Linked DNA regions of Homo sapiens: region 2 is linked to region 1. The links are chromatin loops, found by intact Hi-C in ENCODE. Cell type or tissue: psoas muscle. All regions are shown on one strand. Each heading gives the region's core, and the rest is flanking DNA. Links, peaks and the distances in the headings are about the cores only. Region 1 overlaps MINK1 (misshapen like kinase 1). Region 2 holds the start of CXCL16 (C-X-C motif chemokine ligand 16).

What was found. Hi-C counts contacts between places; a loop is a spot of excess contacts. Peaks named below come from ENCODE experiments on the same cell type or tissue, not always from the same donor. Only the 100,000 strongest peaks of a DNase experiment are listed, where the experiment ranks them.
Region 2: a loop joins it to region 1, with 3 times the contacts of the local background. A loop is called at or near these places in 78 of 110 quality-filtered maps.

Annotation. Positions count from the first base shown.
Region 1 is chr17:4,882,480-4,893,703 of GRCh38, forward strand. It overlaps MINK1 (misshapen like kinase 1), which reads left to right. Exons shown (of 32, transcript NM_153827.5): 5 at 1,884-1,994; 6 at 2,433-2,523; 7 at 3,004-3,134; 8 at 3,432-3,486; 9 at 3,641-3,719; 10 at 3,972-4,147; 11 at 4,631-4,700; 12 at 5,101-5,311; 13 at 7,168-7,284; 14 at 8,038-8,256; 15 at 8,472-8,645; 16 at 8,977-9,237; 17 at 9,670-9,755; 18 at 9,923-10,033; 3 more. It also overlaps the pseudogene RN7SL784P. Among named protein-coding and RNA genes, the nearest start is that of C17orf107, 11 kb to the right of the region's middle. In psoas muscle, for the core only: a CTCF peak has its summit at 6,783 (motif pointing left); DNase peaks (open chromatin) are centred at 6,752 and 10,562.
Region 2 is chr17:4,734,645-4,743,245 of GRCh38, forward strand. It overlaps CXCL16 (C-X-C motif chemokine ligand 16), which reads right to left and starts at 5,284. Exons shown (of 6, transcript NM_001386809.1): 1 at 4,617-5,284; 2 at 4,138-4,276; 3 at 3,764-3,846; 4 at 448-864; 5 at 1-8. The coding sequence starts at 4,695. ZMYND15 (zinc finger MYND-type containing 15) reads left to right here and starts at 5,189. Exons shown (of 14, transcript NM_001136046.3): 1 at 5,189-5,406; 2 at 5,875-6,496; 3 at 6,938-7,172; 4 at 7,271-7,426; 5 at 7,687-7,847. The coding sequence starts at 5,905. RefSeq lists enhancers at 3,797-4,702, 4,703-5,607 and a silencer at 5,156-5,375. In psoas muscle, for the core only: no CTCF peak of the experiment used is centred there; DNase peaks (open chromatin) are centred at 4,717 and 4,937; H3K4me3 peaks cover 2,194 bases; H3K27me3 peaks cover 4,688 bases.

The DNA.
Region 1 (11,224 bases), core at 3,216-11,215:
GGTTCCCTGTTGCAGCTGTCGAGGTAGACCCTATGCAATCTTTATGTCTCTAGCAGACCTAGAGAATCACTATTTCTTAGCCCCCTTTCTGCTTCTAAGTCAGGGACTGGCAAACTTCTTCTGTGAAGGGCCAGATGGTAAATATTTCAGGCTTTGCGGGTCATATTTGCTGTCCCAGCTACACGGTTCTGTTGTTGTACCACGAAAGCAGCAATAGTCAGTACGTAAACGAATGAGTGTGGCTATAACCCCAGCACCCTCACTGCGGTCACTCACGTTTCAATGTTTTACACTTTCACATGTCATTTAGGATTCCTTTTTTTGTTTTTTCCCGCAACCATTTAAAAATGTAAAACCCAGGCCAGACGCAATGGCTCAAGCCTGTAATCCCAGCACTTCGGGAGGCTGGGGCAGGAGGATCACCTGAGGTCAGGAGTTCAAGACCAGCCTGGCCAACACGGTGACACCTCGTCTCTACTGAAAATACAAAAATTAGCCGGGCGTGGTGGCATGCGCCTGTAATCCCAGCTACTTGGGAGGCTGAGGCAGGAGAATCGCTTGAACCTGGGAGGCGGAGGTTGCAGTGAGCTGAGATCGCGCCACTGCACTCCACTCTGGGCGACAGAGTAAGACCCTGTCTCAAAAAAAAAAAAAAAGTGAAAACCATTCTTGACTTGCTGACCATATAGAAGCAGGCCTTGGGCCAGCCCTGATCCAAAGCAGAAGTTCCTTTTTTTTTTTTTGAGACAGAGTCTTGCTCTGTCACTCAGGCTGGAGTGCAGCGGCGCGATCTCGGCTCACTGCAACCTCTGCCTCCCAGGTTCAAGCGATTCTCCTGTGTCAGCATCCTGAGTAGCTGGGATTACAGGTGCCCACCACCACGCCCGGCTAATTTTTTGTATTTTTAGTAGAGATGGGGTTTCACCATGTTAGCCAGGATGGTCTCGAATTCCTGACCTCATGATCCGCCCGCCTTGGCCTCCCAAAGTGCTAGGATTACAGGCATGAGCCACTGAGCCCGGCCCAAAGCAGTAGTATTTTGTTTTGGGTTTTTTGTTTGTTTGTTTTTTGAGACAGAGTCTCACTCTGTCACCCAGGCTGGAGTTCAGTGGCGCAATCTCAGCTCACTGCAAGCTCCGCCTTCCGGGTTCACGCCGTTCTCCTGCCTCAGCCTCCCAAGTAGCTGGGACTACAGGAGCCCGCCACCACGCCCGGCTACTTTTTTTTTTTTTTTTTTTTTAGTAGAGACAGGGTTTCACCGTGTTATCCAGGATGGTCTTGAACTCCTGACCTTGTGATCCACCCACCTCGGCCTCCCAAAATGCTGGGATTACAGGAGTGAGCCTCCGCGCCCAGCCATAAAGCAGTAGTTCTTAACCGCTGTAGGGTTTGGAATCCCAATGAGAATCTGATGAAAGTACTAGACCCTTCCTCAGGGAAAATGCATATACCTGCATCATTTTGTTTACAGTTTCAGGGATTCCTTGGACTCCTACTCTAAACCCAGCCCCACCCTGCCAGTTCTTTTCCATCTGTATTCCTTCTCCTCTTTTTTTTTTTTTTTTTTGAGACGGAGTCTTGCTCACCATGTTGGCCAGGCTGGTCTTGAACTCCTGACCTCAGGTGATCCGCCTGCCTCAGCCTCCCAAAGTGCTGGGATTACAGGCATGAGCCACCGCACCCAGCCTTTTTCCCTCTCTGTCTTGACTTGAGGAAATCCTGTGGCCTTTGTGAGGCTTCTGTGGCCCTTGCTCTCTAGCTCATACCAGTTCTAACCCCAAGGTCTCTTATCCTCCTCCAGGAGTCTAGCAGGGGATTGGGGCAGGGGTGGGAGGGCTTGTCTGACTGATACTTTTCCTTTCGGTACCTTCCTGGGATCCTAGCTGGTGATGGAGTTCTGTGGTGCTGGTTCAGTGACTGACCTGGTAAAGAACACAAAAGGCAACGCCCTGAAGGAGGACTGTATCGCCTATATCTGCAGGGAGATCCTCAGGGTGAGCTCAAGGCCCCTCCCCTTGTCTTCTCCTCCGCTACCCTGGCTGGAGTTTCTCCATGAGCAAAGATCCTCCCTGCGCTGGGAGGAGACATCACTGCCCTCTTTAGGGAGCAGCAGGCCTGATGCGGGTGGGATGTGGAAGCAGGGTCCACACCTTGGGAAGTCTCAGGCTGTTGGAGGAGACAAGCTCCTGTTTCCAAGCTCTGCCGCTTCTCCACCTGTAACCCTGCAACTGCTGGGAATTCACCTGGAGCCACCTCTCTGAGGAAGCTCTCCAGGACAGCTCAGCTTGCTTGGGCTCCTGGTGGAGAAGGTCTGCTCCTTCAGCCCAGCCCTGTCCAGACTGACTGCTCCTTGTCCCCTCAACTCACTCCCCACTTACTCTTTCCTACCCCATCCAACACCATGGCTAATTTTCCCTGCTCTCCTGTCCCAGGGTCTGGCCCATCTCCATGCCCACAAGGTGATCCATCGAGACATCAAGGGGCAGAATGTGCTGCTGACAGAGAATGCTGAGGTCAAGCTAGGTGCGCCGGCTCCTTCTGAGGCTGACGAGGACCTTTCACCTCCAGAACAGAGAATGAGGGGCCCCTTTTTCTCTCTGGTGGCTCAGGCCCAACTCCCTTCCTACTGGGGAGGCTCACTCCCTCCCCTTTCCCCTCTCCCCCTGGAATGCCCTGCCTCCTGCTGAAAATCCCTCAGGAAGCTCTTCACCTGTCACCTGTTACGGGCCAGGTGCTCTGCAGGTTGCTCTGGGGAGATGGGATCTGATGGCCCTCCTGCCTGGGATGCTGTCCGTGATCCTTTTACCTGGGTTTTTCTCTAAGATGCTGGAAGATGGAATCGGGTTCTTCAGGATGGTGGTGGGGTAAAGGAGGGTGCTGGGGTGTCTGGGTCGGGCCAGGACCACAGCTGGCTCAGGCAAGTCCTGTGTGTGCACGCAGGGATGTGAGGCAAGGGAGCAGAGGTGACTCCCCACACTGACCCCTCCCTCTGTGTCTTCACAGTGGATTTTGGGGTGAGTGCTCAGCTGGACCGCACCGTGGGCAGACGGAACACTTTCATTGGGACTCCCTACTGGATGGCTCCAGAGGTCATCGCCTGTGATGAGAACCCTGATGCCACCTATGATTACAGGGTATGGAGTGGAAAGTTGGGAGCATGGGGGCTGCCAAGGGCGGGAAGCAATATGGGGACCACGGGGCCTGAGCAGGCTGGGGAACAGAGGAAGGTCAGATGATGTTAGCAGTGAGGGGCTGGGGAACATCTTACGGCAAGGCAAGTGTGGGTGGGAAGATGGGATGGGTTGGAAGGCACTGCTGCAGGAATGGGTGTGGCCCAGGAAGGCTCCTGAGAGGCCAGGATGGTGGGTGAAGAGAGGTTGCAGGGCAGAGTTGTCAGGAATATTCACTTGTTCCTTCTTTCCCGTCTATAGAGTGATATTTGGTCTCTAGGAATCACAGCCATCGAGATGGCAGAGGGAGCCCCCCGTAAGTTCTGAGTCTGCCGGGAGTGGGAGGGGAGGGAAAGGAAGGGCCCAGAGAGTGGCTGTAGGGAGGAGGTGGGTCCTGGGACCCTGCCGAGGAAGGGTCCTGTAGCTCCCAGTGCAGTGAAAGGGACTGAGGGTGTCTCCTCTGTGTCCAGCTCTGTGTGACATGCACCCCATGCGAGCCCTCTTCCTCATTCCTCGGAACCCTCCGCCCAGGCTCAAGTCCAAGAAGTGGTAGGTCTCTGAGAGTGTGGGCTCTGGGAAGGAAGGTCCCTGGACAAGGCCATCCCCACCTTCATGCCCTCTGTGCTCAGGCTTGGATCTCACCAGAGAAGAGATTCTGGGGGGCAGAGGGCGGTGACTGGTGTTGGGATATGAAGACAGGAGGGACGTCAAGGTGGCTTGTGGATGAATGATCCACCCTCTTCCTCCTGCACCCATCCCTTCTGAGGGGACCCTCCCAGTGTGAGCCACCACTGTTTCCAGGTCTAAGAAGTTCATTGACTTCATTGACACATGTCTCATCAAGACTTACCTGAGCCGCCCACCCACGGAGCAGCTACTGAAGTTTCCCTTCATCCGGGACCAGCCCACGGAGCGGCAGGTCCGCATCCAGCTTAAGGACCACATTGACCGATCCCGGAAGAAGCGGGGTGAGAAAGGTCAGTGGGCAGGCTGGAGGGGGCAGGTACTAGGGGACACTCCAGCCTGGCTCCTCTCTGCCAGCCCTGCTCGCTCCTGGCACCCCTTCCTGCTCCCCTCCTTGGCCCCAGCTCTCCCTGTCCAAGGAGATCGTTCTCAAACTTGCAACCCCCAAGGGGTTTTCCCTCCTTTCCCTCCCAGTCTGAATCAGCCTTCCAAAGGAGGACCGGCCTTTCGCATCCTTACAAAAACTCCATGCTAAGCACATGTGTGTGCGAGCACAAGCACAGGCTCTGCCACACCTCAGCTGCCCTGGGACCCAGTCCCGGTCCTGTCCAGGCCCACACCTGAGACCCGCTGTCCTCCCATTGCCCCCAGGAAGTGGGTGGGGCCCCTCATGCTTGCCCAGCCAGAGAGACCTGGTTATCCCCACCCAAGGTTTCCCTAGCCCACGGCGGGTCTGGGGCGCTGGGTGAGATAACTGCAGTGGCCTCCCCCTGCAGAGGAGACAGAATATGAGTACAGCGGCAGCGAGGAGGAAGATGACAGCCATGGAGAGGAAGGAGAGCCAAGGTAGGCCTGGCAGGTGGAGTGGGGGTTGGGGCGGTCATCGCTGAGTGGGGGGACTACAGTGGTGCTTGGCTTTGGGGACTCTCAGCCTGGGGGTGGTGGGCACAGAGAGGTAGAGACTCCTGGAAACCAAATTTCTGAGTGCTAAGAAGTGGAACCAATGACTGAGCAAGAGCTGGGGAGAGAGCAATTTGTGGTGAATGTGGGGCGCAGCAGTAATAGGAAAGGAGGACAGGACTGAAGACTGGGCAGAAGGGGACGGTAAGTCTCCTGGCCACCTGGGAGTGGCCAGAGGCAGAGGCTTTGATCCAGTTAAAGCACCCACTCAGGCGGGCCCACGGGGTTGAGAGTGGGAACCAACAGGGTTCTGACCCCAGTGCTTCTTTGTGCCACCCCTGCCCAGCTCCATCATGAACGTGCCTGGAGAGTCGACTCTACGCCGGGAGTTTCTCCGGCTCCAGCAGGAAAATAAGAGCAACTCAGAGGCTTTAAAACAGCAGCAGCAGCTGCAGCAGCAGCAGCAGCGAGACCCCGAGGCACACATCAAACACCTGCTGCACCAGCGGCAGCGGCGCATAGAGGAGCAGAAGGAGGAGCGGCGCCGCGTGGAGGAGGTGGGCTGTCTCCGAAGGGCCCAGGCCTGGCGCGGCCTCCTCCTGACCTGCCCCGGGTCCATTAGGGCCTTGGAGAACAGGTTTTAAAATGCCTTAAATGAATGGCATTTCTGTTGAAACAATTATATGATTTCAAATTTCATGATGAGCTGGACTTAACACAAAATGTAATCCCATCACTTTGGGAGGCTGAGGTGGGTAGATCACCTGAGGTCAGGAGTTTGAGACCAGCCTGGCCAACATGGTGAAACCCCATCTCTACTAATAATACAAAAATTAGCCAGGTGTGGTGGCGCATGCCTGTAATCCCAGCTACTCCGGAGGCTGAGGCAGGAGAATTGCTTGAACCCGGGAGGCGGAGGTTGCAGTGAGCAGAGATCACACCACTGCACTCCAGCCTGGGTGACAGAGCAAGACTCCGTCTCTAATAATAATAAGCAATAACCCGCAGCACCCACACTGTCCACCTGCTACCTCCAAAGTAGGCCCTCTCATTGTTGAACAAAAAATAATTTGCAAGAAAACCTGCTACAGAAGAGCCTTGTGCAGTTTTGAAAATATAGGCCAGGTGAGGTGGCTCACGCCTGTAATCCCAGCACTTTGGGAGTCGGAGGATGGGGGCGGATCGTGAGATCAGGAGTTCGAGACCAGCCTGTCTAATATGGTGAAACCCCATCTCTACTAAAAATACACAAATTAGCCAGGCGTGGTGGTGCACGCGCCTATAGTTCCAGCTACTTAGGAGGCTGAGGCAGGAGAATCGCTTGAACCTGGGAGGTGGAAGTTGTAGTGAGCTGAGATCACGCCACTGGCCTGGGGAACAGAGCAAGACTCCGTCTCCAAAAAATAAAAAAATAAAATAAATATAGCGTTCAGATAGTATAGTAACAAAGTCCTATCTTTTTTTTTTTTTTTTTTTTGAGATGGAGTTTTGCTCTTGTTGCCCAGGGTGACGAGTGCAGTGGCGCACTCTAGGCTCACCGCAAAACCTCCGTCTCCCAGGTTCAAGTGATTCTCCTGCCTCAGCCTCCTGAGGAGCTGGGATTACAGGAATGCGCCACCACGCCCGGCTAATTTTGTATTTTTTTCAGTAGAGACAGGGTTTCTGCATGTTGGTCAGGCTGGTCTCGAACTCCCGACCTCAGGTGATCCACCTGCCTCGGCCTCCCAAAGTGCTGGGATTACAGGTGTGAGCCACCGCGCCCAGCCACAGAGTCCTATCTAACAAGGTGTTACCTGGAGAAGGCCTGCTGGCAACTTCATTGCAGAAGTAGGCACAAGTTCCCTCAAGTGTAAGGGTCCCTCAGGGTTTGTGCTTTTGTTGGTGGTGGTGGTGGTAGACTTCGTGAAAGCCACCACAGAAATACCGTGAAAGTAAAGTACCACCTGGGCACTGGTGCTTGTCAAGGAGTGGGCCAGGTCCCTCTTTTCTGTGCTTTCTGTGCACGGGCACCTGGTGCCCTCTTGTGGCCAAAGGCTATCACTACGACCCGCTCTATATGGACTTCAGGCAAAGGTCGATTTTAGGCTAGGAGTGCTGGGGAGGCTTGTTTTGAGTTCGGCTTTGGTTTGTTGTTTGGTGGGGTGTGGGGAGTGGAAGGTGTTGTCTAGCTAAGCCCACCCCACAGGCAGCAGTCAGTCTCACAGCCTCTCTCGTCACAGCTACCGGCTGTTTACCCGAGCCCAGCCCCGCGGGCCCTTGGGTGGGGATGGGTATAGTTGCAGAAACAAGCGGAAGCCGGTCTCTCTTACCACCCTCCGTGGTGAGCAAGGAGGGCTCCCCTCCCTGTCCATGGAGGGGCAGTGCTGACGCGATGTCCGGTATGGTTCTTAAGACCACCTGGCTCTCCCCACAGCAACAGCGGCGGGAGCGGGAGCAGCGGAAGCTGCAGGAGAAGGAGCAGCAGCGGCGGCTGGAGGACATGCAGGCTCTGCGGCGGGAGGAGGAGCGGCGGCAGGCGGAGCGCGAGCAGGTAGAGCGCCGCACCCGCATCCCTGCCCTCCCGCCCTCCCGCTCCTGCTGCCTGCCGCCCCTGCTCCCCGTGCCCTTCCCCCTTCTCTCCCCCACCCCCAGATTCCTCCTATCTTTTCTAGCTTCACTCTTTCTCTCTGTTTTCTCCCACCCTTCAACCCCAACCCTGACCCCCTCCCTCTTCCTTCCCTGCCTCATTCCCATCTCTTTACCCCATCCCTGACTCCCCGACCCCTTCCTCATCCCCCCTCATTCCCTGTGCCCTCTTCTTCCCCATCTGTGCCGCATGGCCCCCTGGGGCTCATGTCATCCCCTCCCCTACCTCTCTCTTACTCTTCCCCTGCACCCCCTCATTCTCCTGCGGATCCCTTCCTCCTTCTCCAACTCGCTGCTGCTGCCCTCCTCTGCCTCTTCCTCCTTCCCTGCCCTCTGCCCCCCACCCCACACCCCGTCCCCCAGGAATATATTCGTCACAGGCTAGAGGAGGAGCAGCGACAGCTCGAGATCCTTCAGCAACAGCTGCTCCAGGAACAGGCCCTGCTGCTGGTAACGGGTCCCTCAGCGTCCTCTGGGAAGATGCTTTTCAGAGCTTCTTTGCTGGAACGGGATGGGAACACTTCAAGGGAAGGGATTCACCCAGGACATCAAGGGAATACATCTCCTCTCTAGGCAGTTGGAGAAAAGAGAGGGCATGCCTGCTCTAACTCCCAGGGCCACACCCTGCTGAGCCCTCTCTCCCTACCCTTGGGCCCAGGAATACAAGCGGAAGCAGCTGGAGGAGCAGCGGCAGTCAGAACGTCTCCAGAGGCAGCTGCAGCAGGAGCATGCCTACCTCAAGTCCCTGCAGCAGCAGCAACAGCAGCAGCAGCTTCAGAAACAGCAGCAGCAGCAGCTCCTGCCTGGGGACAGGAAGCCCCTGTACCATTATGGTCGGGGCATGAATCCCGCTGACAAACCAGCCTGGGCCCGAGAGGTACTCACTGCCTCCTTTGCCTCCTGAGACTGCAGTCCCACTGCCTGAGGCCTGGAGAGCCACAAGAAGTAGTAGTTCACAGTAGCAGGCACCAAGTAGGGGAAAGGAGCACACAGCACAGAGCATAGGGCGGGAGTAGTTAGGGCAGGTGGGACCCTCAGTTTTGAGAACAGGGAGGCAAGAGCTGGCCTGCTTGACATCCCTTCACATCACAGGTAGAAGAGAGAACAAGGATGAACAAGCAGCAGAACTCTCCCTTGGCCAAGAGCAAGCCAGGCAGCACGGGGCCTGAGCCCCCCATCCCCCAGGCCTCCCCAGGGCCCCCAGGACCCCTTTCCCAGACTCCTCCTATGCAGAGGCCGGTGGAGCCCCAGGAGGGACCGCACAAGGTGAGTCTCTCCCCACCCCTGTCTTAATGAAGACACAGGGAGCTTTGTTCAGAGCACAGGTACACACACACGCGCGCACACACACACACACACACACACACCTGCTCAGCCGTGAGCCAGGATTACAGAGCACAGGCTTTGTGGACAGACTCACTCACCTGCTTCTTGCTGCCTGTGTCTGTCCTGACTTAGCTGTCATCAGGCTCAAGGAACCCCTTGTCCTTCAATGGAGGAAGGGGCAGCTAAAGTCCTTTCCCACCCCAGACCCCAATTCGCAGGTGGGGATGTGCCATGGAGCAGGCAGCCCACCCTCCCTGGTCTCTCCCTGCAGAGCCTGGTGGCACACCGGGTCCCACTGAAGCCATATGCAGCACCTGTACCCCGATCCCAGTCCCTGCAGGACCAGCCCACCCGAAACCTGGCTGCCTTCCCAGCCTCCCATGACCCCGACCCTGCCATCCCCGCACCCACTGCCACGCCCAGTGCCCGAGGAGCTGTCATCCGCCAGAATTCAGACCCCACCTCTGAAGGACCTGGCCCCAGCCCGAATCCCCCAGCCTGGGTCCGCCCAGATAACGAGGCCCCACCCAAGGTAAGGACAGTTCTGCAGGCCCAGGGAAAAGCAGAGAGCTAGTCATGAAGAGAAGGAGGGCAGTGAAGGGGCAGGCCACATGGAGGAAGAGTGCAGGGCGGGAAGCGAGAGAAAGCCAGGGCGCTGCCCTGCCGGGGTCAGCCGTCCAGCTGAGGACGCGACGTGGAGGGGTGGCATCGATCCCTGTGGGGAGCGTGGGAACGGAGAAACGCCCAGGGTGTTTTGGGAGCGCTAAGGGGCAGACTTTGCCAGTTAGAACCGCAGCTCCACCATCATCCGGCTTCATAACCCTGGACGTATTCACTAACTCCCCTGAACCTCAGTTTTCTCATCCATCAAAGTGGGGGAGCTCACCTCTCAGAGGTGAGGCTTAAACATCTGAGAAGTGCCTGTCGCAGCGCCAGCTCGCAGCACGTGGACTTCTCTCCACAGGTGCCTCAGAGGACCTCATCTATCGCCACTGCCCTTAACACCAGTGGGGCCGGAGGGTCCCGGCCAGCCCAGGCAGTCCGTGCCAGGTAATGCCTGGGTAGGGCAACGCCTGGGTGAGGTCTGAGGGCAGCCTAGGGAGTAGGGGGGGCACAGGGACTTTACCAGCCTACCCGCCTGGGGGTGGGAAAGCCCCAGCCCCATCACCTCAGCGCCCCCCCGCCGCCCCCTCGGCACCCCTGTGCTCCCTTCACAGACCTCGCAGCAACTCCGCCTGGCAAATCTATCTGCAAAGGCGGGCAGAGCGGGGCACCCCAAAGCCTCCAGGGCCCCCTGCTCAGCCCCCTGGCCCGCCCAACGCCTCTAGGTAATAGAGTTGTCCCCCAACTCACTCTCACCTCTCACTTCTGCCACCCGCTTCCCTGGTGATGGCTCCCTCTGCAGTGCAGCTCAGCACCCCAGAGAAGGGAGCACCGTGCCTCCCTGACCCTGACTCTGCCCCCCCAACAGTAACCCCGACCTCAGGAGGAGCGACCCTGGCTGGGAACGCTCGGACAGCGTCCTTCCAGCCTCTCACGGGCACCTCCCCCAGGCTGGCTCACTGGAGCGGAACCGCGTGGGAGGTATGTGAGCCAGGGCTGGGCAGCCTGCTCTGGGCCTGGGGGCTTATCACCATGGACCCTGCCTTTGGTGGCTTTGGACTGGGGCACCCACACGGACAGGGAGGACCTGTGTGGGTATGGAACTTGGGGCTGAGTTCTGGGGCTCAGGGTGTGGGCTTGAGGCCATCCCTTGTTCAGGCATCAGTGACCTTCTTCCACCCTGCCGTCCAGTCTCCTCCAAACCGGACAGCTCCCCTGTGCTCTCCCCTGGGAATAAAGCCAAGCCCGACGACCACCGCTCACGGCCAGGCCGGCCCGCAGTGAGTCACCTGGTGGCAGGCATGGCCTGCCTCATCCTGGTTTGGGGCTTAGCCTCAGGGTGCTGGGTGTCAGGGGTGGGGTCTCCGCTGATCTACCGAGAAGGGCTGTGGGGATGGAGGGACTGGTGCTTCTCATGGTGCTAACCTTTCCTAACCTCTCTCCTAACCTCTCTCCTAACCTCTCTTCTGGCTCTTTCTTCCCCTGCGGCCCCTCCCAGAGCTATAAGCGAGCAATTGGTGAGGTTAGTGAGATGGGCCTGCTTGTGGGAGCCCCTCCTGTCGCCCTGCTGGGGTGTCCCGGCACCCTTTGTCTACCTCCACCCAGGCCCAGCTTCTCCCTGCCCCTCACGTGGCTCCTCCCTGCAGGACTTTGTGTTGCTGAAAGAGCGGACTCTGGACGAGGCCCCTCGGCCTCCCAAGAAGGCCATGGACTACTCGTCGTCCAGCGAGGAGGTGGAAAGCAGTGAGGACGACGAGGAGGAAGGCGAAGGCGGGCCAGCAGAGGGGAGCAGAGATACCCCTGGGGGCCGGTACGGCATCGGGAGTGGGGCCCTCCCACTCCAAGGCACAGGGAGGGAGGGGAAGTGGCAGTGGGGAAGAGGTGGGGCTTTGGGGCAAGTCTGAGGGAGAGCGGCT
Region 2 (8,601 bases), core at 602-8,601, 150 kb before region 1:
CGGCAGATCTGGAAAGGATAAAGAAATTGAGAGATGAGCTCTGAGATCAAGGACAGTGTTTGGGGGATGATAGCTTGAACTAGGGAATCAGATGAAGACATCAACACTATGACCTGGCCCACAGTAGGTGCTCAGTGAAAATTTGTGAATTGAATGACTGGCCCTCACCTCCCTCCACAGCTTCATCTCCCACTAGCTTGCTCTAGCCATCTTCTCCATGATGTTGCTCCAAGCACTAGTCCTTGTGCCTGTGGTGGCTTCCTTCCCTCTCCACTGTCTACAGTCCCCGACTGACTGTCCTCAGAGGGCCCAGAGTCAACCTTGTGCAGACAACCTTGATACTTGTGTGCCAAGGCCAGGTTTCCAGCCACCTGAGAGCCACTGGGTCAGGATGCCTGTCAGGAAGGCTCTGGGTCCCTGGGGGGAGGGTTCAAAGGTCCAGTTTACCTGGAGAGGACTGCGGTGACTGCCCCCTCCTCCTCTTGCACAGCACATAGGAAAGGGCTGCGGTGAGGATGAAGATGATGGCCAGGAGGCACAGGACTGGCACTGTGGCTGATGTCCTGGCTGTGGGACCAGCATTTTTTTCCGGCTGCTTCTGGTTCTCCCCAGCCTCAGGCCCAGCTGCCAGACTGTGGCCCGCAGTGTGAATGGTGGTTTCATTGGGACGAGTGAGCTCTTTGTCCGAGGACAGTGATCCTACTGGGAGGGTGGGGCGCTGAGTGGACTGCAAGGTGGACAGGAGCATCTGGGCAGGGGTGTGGATATCTGAAGATGCCCCCTCTGAGGCCTGAGAAATTGGGGGGCTGGTAGGAAGTAAATGCTTCTGGTGGGCCACAATCCCCGAGTAAGCATGTCCACATTCTGGAAAGGAAAGAAATGAGGAATCAGGACTATCAGGAGACAAGGTGAAAAAGCAGATAGAGGTGTAGGGGAGAAAAAGTAATATCTTTTCCTCACCCATCGCAAGGGTCAAGGCTGATACCCCTATAAATAAAAAACATTAACAAGAGAAAAGCCTAACATTTATTTAATCACAGTTTTACATGACATAGGAACCTTCAGAAACAAAGACCCGAGAAAAGTGCATTTTTATGCTTAGGCTTGCTGTGAAGAATGGACAGCTGTATAGACGTATGATTGGATTGGCCGGGCGCGGTGGTTCACGCCTGTAATCCCAGCACTTTGGGAGGCTGAGGTGGGTGGATCACCTGAGGTCGGGAGTTCGAGACCAGTCTGACCAACATGGAGAAACCCAGTCTCTACTAAAAATACAAAATTAGCCAGGCATGGTGTCATGTGCCTGTAATCCCAGCTACATGGGAGGCTGAGGCAGAATCGCCTGAACCCAGGAGGTGGAGGTTGCAGTGAGCCAAGATTGCACAACTGCATTCCAGCCTGGGCAACAAGAGCGAAACTCCATCTCAAAAAAAAAAAAGAAGTATGATTGGACAAAAAGGGTATGATCTAATGGCAATAAATGGGGGGTGGGGGACCAGCAAGGCCTGTCCAGATTCTTCTTGGCCTCCAAGTATAGGGCAGGACCCATCTGAAATGAGAGCCTATGACCTACTTCCACGTGAAGTTAGAGAATTCCTTTATGGCCAGCTCTCACAGAAAAACAGAGCAGAGTGAGCTACTTACTTCTGCTGTTTTCGTAATTACCAAGGTGCCATGTTTTGGAGTGTCATGTTCTGAGCTCCAACAGAGGGAAGAGTGAGTCAGGGAGGTTATCACGCTGAAGGCCAGAAGAGGAAGGCAGATGACAGACGGAAAAGGTAGGGGACAAGGAAGTGAGCGAACCACGAGACAAGTGGGTGTCATGAACTGGGAAATCAGAAGACCAGGGTTGGATTCCAAGCTCTGCTGTAAAGTAGCTGTGTAACCTCAAGTAGCTGTGTAACCTCACCCCTTGTCCCTAACCTCTCCGGAAGTGATATCTTCCAGCTGTAAAATGAGGATAATTGTAGTACCAAGGGCCAGGGTTCCTGGGAGGATGAAAGGAAATCATAGAGGTCTAGGCAGACTTAAAGGCAGTATGGATGACACAGATCCTACAAAACTTTAGCTAGGACATGGAAGAACCTTTTGTATTTTAATGGTTGTATATTTATTTTAAGAGAAAAATATAACCAATGCATCAAACTTGTGACTTCACAGATATTATTGCTTAGGATAATTTACTATTTAAGTTTTCTTTCTTTTTTTTTGTTGCCCAGGCTGGAGTGCAATGGCCTGATCTCGGCTCACTGCAACCTCCGCCTCCAGGTTCAAGTGATTCTCCTGCCTCAACCTCCTGAGTAGCTGGAATTACAGGCACATGCCACCATGCCTGGCTAATTTTGTATTTTTAGTAGAGATGGGGTTTTACCATGTTGGTCAGGCTGGTCTCAAACTCCTGACCTCAGGTGATCCACCGGCCTCAACCTCCCAAAGAGCTAGGATTACAGGAGTGAGCCACCGTCCTGGCCTCTACTTAAGTTTTCAAAACTAGTTTGTGCACACTTAAAAGTAATTCATTTCATTGTATGTAAATTTGAACTCAAAAGAAAAAAAAGCATTAAAATATTGAACTCTACTTAATATACATGCTGAAATGTCTTGGGATGAAGTGCAATGATGTCCACAATCTGCCTTGAAATGCATCAAGAGGCCGGGCACTGCGGTTCACACCTGTAATCCCAGCACTTTGGGAGGCTGAGGCAGGTGGATCACCTGAGGTCAGGAGTTTGAGACCAGCCTGACCAACACGGTGAAACCCCATCTCTACTAAAAAAATACAAAAATTAGCTGGGCATGGTGGCGGGCACCTGCAATCCCAGCTACTCGGAAGGCTGTGGCAGGAGAATTGCTTGAACCTGGGAGGCGGAGGCTGCAGTGAGCTGAGGGCACCATTGCACTCCAGCCTGGGCGACAGAGCAAGACTCCATTAAAAAAAAAAAAAAAAAAAAAAAAGAAATGCATCAAGAAATAAGGTGATGGATGATGGATAGAAGAATGAATAGATGGATACTTAATAAAGCAAATATCGTGTAATTGCTGTAAAATTGATAGTGTAAAATATATGTTTATGTAAATATGTAAAATATACATATATAAATAAAATTGTAGAATCTAGGTGGAGGCACTGGATATTCAGTGTGCCATTCTTTCAACTTTTGTATATGTGTAAATTTTCATAATAAAATATTGGAAAAGAAAAATAGGCCAGGTGTGGTGGCTCACGCCTGTAATCCTAGCACTTTTGGAGGCCGAGGCGGGTGGATCACAAGGCCAGGAGTTCGAGACCAGCCTGGCCAACATGGTGAAACCCTGTCTCTACTAAAAATACAAAAATTAGCCAGGCTTGGTGGTGCGCGCCTGTAATCCCAGCTACTCAGGAGGCTGAGGCAGGAGAATCTCTTGAACCTGGGAGGCAGAGGTTGCAGTGAGCCAAGATCGTGCCACTGCACTCCAGCCTGGGTGACAGAGTGAGACTCCATCTCAAAAAAATAAAATAAAATAGTACTTTGATTTCAAGAAAAATATTAATAAGTAGACAATAGCACACGTGGTAGAATGAATTGGCAAAACTCATGAAGGTGATGGTGAATGATCACCCCGTTTGGCAAACAGGGACTCGAGTCTAAGTACTTTGGACAGGATCAGAAGAAGGTTCTAGGAATGTGCGGCCCCAGGGGAAAAGGCTCAGGTAAAGAAAACTGTCAGGTGGAAGCTGCTAAGCCCTGGAGGCAGAGCCTGAAGAGCAGTGGAAAAGTCTCACCTTTGAGATCAAGACAGCTCATCAATTCCTGAACCCATGGGTCCTTGTTGCCCCCACACACGCTCCAGGAAAGGAGCTGGAACCTGCGGAGGAGAGACCTGGGCTTAGCTGCGGCGCCTTCTTTCCTTCCCCGGCTCCTTCCTCATTCCAGAGGCGTGAAGTTGCCACCAAGAAAGAGCCCTTTCTCCTGGGACTGGGAAACTCCCCAGTAGGTGAGACGGAGTCATGAAGTTTCGGGGAATGAGAGCAAACGGAACCCGGAGATGGGGCTCGGTGAGCCGGGAAGGAGTTCAGGCTGGACCAGAGAGGGTCCTGGAGGCACCTGCAAGGAGGGGCCGCCCAGGCGCTGCCCTCGCAGAGGCAGGTAAAATTACCTCGTGTAGTATAGACACCGATGGTAAGCTCTCAGGTGTTTCCGGAGACGATTCATGAACTGAACCGATGGCGGGGAGTCGGAAGAAATTCTTTTACCACAATAACAACTTCCAGTGACGCTGCCCTCGTTGCCATTGCCTGCGCGGGACGGAGGTGGTCGGCACCCATTCCCAGGCCCAGGGTCCCCACTCCGCTGTTCCCTGGCATCCAATCCACAGCCCCATGACAGCCTCTCGGTGGACCCAGGGTCAGAGCGCCAGGCTCAACCCACACATCATCACGCCCCCGACAACATCCATAATCCCGCCCGGAGCCAGGCGTCCCCGGGCCTCTGTCCCCAACCCCAGGCGGCTGGCTGGCTTTCCTCTTGTCCCCGCTGCCTTCATCCACTCAACTCCGTGGGCCTCGTGTCCCCTCCCCAACTCACCCCCTTCCCGTGACAGGGGAATCTGGGTCCCCTGCCCCGCCCCCGGCTAACCTGGCTGAGTCAGGTACACCAGCAGGAGCAGAAGCAGGAGCAGGAGCACGCGGGACCCGGGCCGCAAGTCCCGTCCCATCTCGGGGCTCCGCGGACTCTGCGGGGATGGAGCCACCTCGCTCTGACTCCCAGACATGCTCCGGCGCGTGACGTCCAGCTGGTGTCTCAATGGCTTTCGCCGGGGACCGGAGGAGACGGCGGCCGGAGAGGAGGCGCGAGCCAGCTGCACCCCCCGGCCCTGCTGTGCCCCGACCGTGCGCTCAGTACTCGGCCCGCGCCATGCCAGCCTCTGGACGCAGGGAAAGCCGAGGAGGTGGAGCTCCCGCGCCCTGCGCCCCCGCACTGGGCCCGGCTCCGTCGAGGGAAGGCCAGGAATCTTGGAAGAAACCGAAAGAAAACTCCGGCGGCGGGCGAGGAGGGGCGGGAGGACGACGGCCCGAGGAGCCGATTCGGTTCGGTTCAGGAGGCCGCCCGCCTGGCCCGTCCGCCGACCTGTGAGGCGGCTGCACTGCCGGACCGGCCCTCCTCCTCCGAGGCACTTTCACTTCCCCGATCCGGGCGCCGCGGGACCCAGCCGCGCTGCATGAGCCTCCCGGGCGGCCCGGTGGAGAGAGTCGCCGCCAGCCCCGGCCGCGCGCACCTGCGGGGCAGCCACCCGCGGACGCACCGAGCCCGGGGGGCGTGGCCGCCCGCTGAGCCGGCGAGGGCTCGGGCAGCCCTGACGTCACAACCGCACCCGCGCACCCTCCACCGCGAGGTATTTACCTTCGAAAAGTGGTGGCGGCTGCAGGTACCGGAGGAGTGGGGCGGCCGGGAGGGGCTAGGTCTACCGGGGCTGCCCGCCACGCAGATCCGAGCCCAGGGAACCCCCTCGCTCCCACTCCCATACCCCACAGACGCATCCAAAATGCTTCCCTCCCCACCAAACCGTTCCCGATAGGATTAGCCCTCTCTCCTCTCTAGCCTTAATTTAAACTCTGCTTTTGAGGGTGTGAACTCTCCAATTTTAAGCCCCAAATACCATCTCATCCCTGAGTAGTCTTCTCCAACCCTGGTCACCCACTTTCAAGTCCAGCCCCCATTTTCCTCCCTAAACTCCCATCCTCAGCCCTGAAAAATCCTCTTCTCCGCTCCTAGCATATCCACGGATCCAACCCTAAGTGACTCTCAAACCTACCCTCTCCCTCAATTTGTGACCCAGCCCCAAACTCCATCATTGCTCTCCTGTCCCTCACCATATATCCCTTCTTTTGCTCAGTCTGGGCCGGGGCCCTGTGCCGCTGAAGACATGGAGTTTGTGTCTGGATACCGGGATGAGTTCCTTGATTTCACTGCCCTTCTCTTCGGCTGGTTCCGAAAGTTTGTGGCAGAGCGTGGAGCTGTAGGGACTAGCCTTGAGGGCCGCTGCCGGCAGCTGGAGGCCCAGATCAGAAGGCTACCCCAGGACCCTGCCCTTTGGGTGCTCCATGTCCTGCCCAACCATAGTGTGGGCATCAGCCTGGGGCAAGGGGCAGAACCAGGTCCTGGACCAGGCCTGGGGACTGCCTGGCTCCTGGGAGACAACCCTCCACTCCACCTGCGAGACCTGAGCCCCTACATCAGCTTTGTCAGCCTAGAGGATGGGGAGGAAGGGGAGGAGGAAGAGGAGGAAGATGAAGAAGAAGAGAAGAGAGAGGACGGGGGTGCAGGCAGCACAGAGAAGGTGGAACCAGAGGAGGACCGGGAGCTAGCCCCTACCAGCAGGGAGTCCCCCCAGGAAACAAACCCTCCAGGAGAGTCAGAGGAGGCTGCCCGGGAGGCAGGAGGTGGCAAGGATGGCTGCCGAGAGGACAGGGTGGAGAACGAAACAAGACCCCAGAAGAGGAAGGGACAGAGGAGTGGTAAGAACCCAGGGCTGGCCCTGCCCTACCCCTTGCCCAGCCATCCTCCCTTCGGAAGCCCTCCCCTGCCACTAGTTCTGAGTGCTGGCCTTCAGGCCAATCTGGCCTGAAAAGGTGTTTTTATTGACCCACAGTGGGGTTTTTTTTTTTAATTTAATGTTTAAACATTGCAAGAAAAAAAGTATCCAGAAGTCTGGATTTACACATTCCCAAGAAAAATCTCAAGCTCTGACAGTGGGCCTACATTTCTGCATGGCAGCGCATTCTGGTCCTCTGTAGCAGCTGTCCCCTTTAGAAGGAGCGTGCCCTCTCTACCCAGAGCCCTTTACTCAGTGAGGTTACTTGCCTAGCCCCGTAGGTATTTGAGTTTGGTACTCCTGACCCTGACCACATTTGTCTCTCGCTGCCCCCTACCACCTCAACTTTTCCCTCTTTCCCCAGAGGCTGCCCCCCTGCACGTTTCCTGTCTCTTACTTGTGACGGATGAGCATGGCACCATCTTGGGCATTGATCTGCTAGTGGATGGAGCCCAGGGAACCGCAAGCTGGGGCTCAGGGACCAAGGACCTGGCTCCTTGGGCCTATGCTCTCCTCTGTCACAGCATGGCCTGTCCCATGGGCTCTGGGGATCCCCGAAAGCCCCGACAGCTTACTGTGGGAGATGCCCGGCTGCATCGGTATAGAAATCTGGTATCTGAGGCTGGGGAGGACTCGGGCCCTGGATTCCCAAGCACCTCCTCCAGCCTGATGCCATCTCCCCCCCAACTGCATTTAGAGAGCTGGAGAGCTTGGTCCCAAGGCTAGGTGTGAAGTTAGCCAAAACCCCAATGCGGACATGGGGTCCCCGGCCAGGCTTCACCTTTGCTTCCCTTCGTGCTCGAACCTGCCATGTGTGTCACAGGCACAGCTTTGAAGCGAAGCTGACACCTTGGTGAGCAGCCCCAAAGCTGGGGGAGAGGAAGACCCCAATAGGCAAATAGAAGGAAGGCAGGGTGGTGGGGGGCGCCTAGCAGACAGAAGGAGAGGCAGGGACATGAGAAGATGCAGAGGAAACAATACAGACTGTTACAGGCGGTTAGAGGGTGTAAGACAAACAGACCGAGTGACATATGGGCAGCTGCTGGGCAGTTGAACAGCAGACAGGACCTACAGAGGTTAACACTAGGTGCCCACCACCCGCTGTGTCCCCAGCCCCCAGTGTAGTGCTGTCTTGTATTGTGGAGAGGCTTGTCTCCGGGCTGACTGGCAGCGGTGCCCAGATGATGTGAGTCACCGATTTTGGTGCCCAAGGCTTGCAGCCTTCATGGAGCGGGCAGGAGAACTGGCAACCCTGCCTTTTACCTACACCGCAGGTACCATAAGGAGGTCAGAATGGTTGGGGGAAACTGGGACCAGGTCTTTGAGACTGGGAATTAGATGTCTGGGAACAGGGTCCTGCAGTTGAAGGCTGAGTGTCTGGGGCTAGAGCCTAGATCCCTGGAACAAGGGCAGGGGCTGGGTGTTTGGGGCTGGAGACAGGGTCTCTGAAGCCGAGGCCTGAGTGTCTGGGTCCCTGAGAGCGTGCAGGGATTGGGGGACAGGGATTCAAACACTTACTTGCTTCCCAGCTCCACCACTAACTGCAGTGTGACCTTAAACAAACCACTTTACTTCTTGAAGCTTCCGTGTCCTCATGAGGGATACGGAGAAGGCCCATGGAATTGTTACAAGGATTATCTTGGCTTGGTGCCTGGTACGCTGGAGGCACTCAGAAATGGTAGTTCCCGGCCTGACTGGAACCAGACTTAGAACCAGGGTCCTCGCGGGAGGCTAGGGAGAGTTCAAGGCTGGGGTTCTAGGCCGGGCAATGGTTCACACCCGTAATCCCAGCACTTTGGGAGGCCAACTTGAGCCCAGGAATTTGAGATCAGCCTGGGCAACATAGACTCTGTCTCTACAAAAAATAGAAAAAATTAGTCAGGCATGGTGCACTCGCTTGTGGTCACAATTCTCGGGAGACTGAGGTGGGAGAATCGTTTGAGTCCAAGAGGTCGAGGCTGTAGTGTCCCGTGATCACGCCACTGCACTCTAGCTTGGGTGATAGAGCAAGACTCTGTCTCAAAAAAA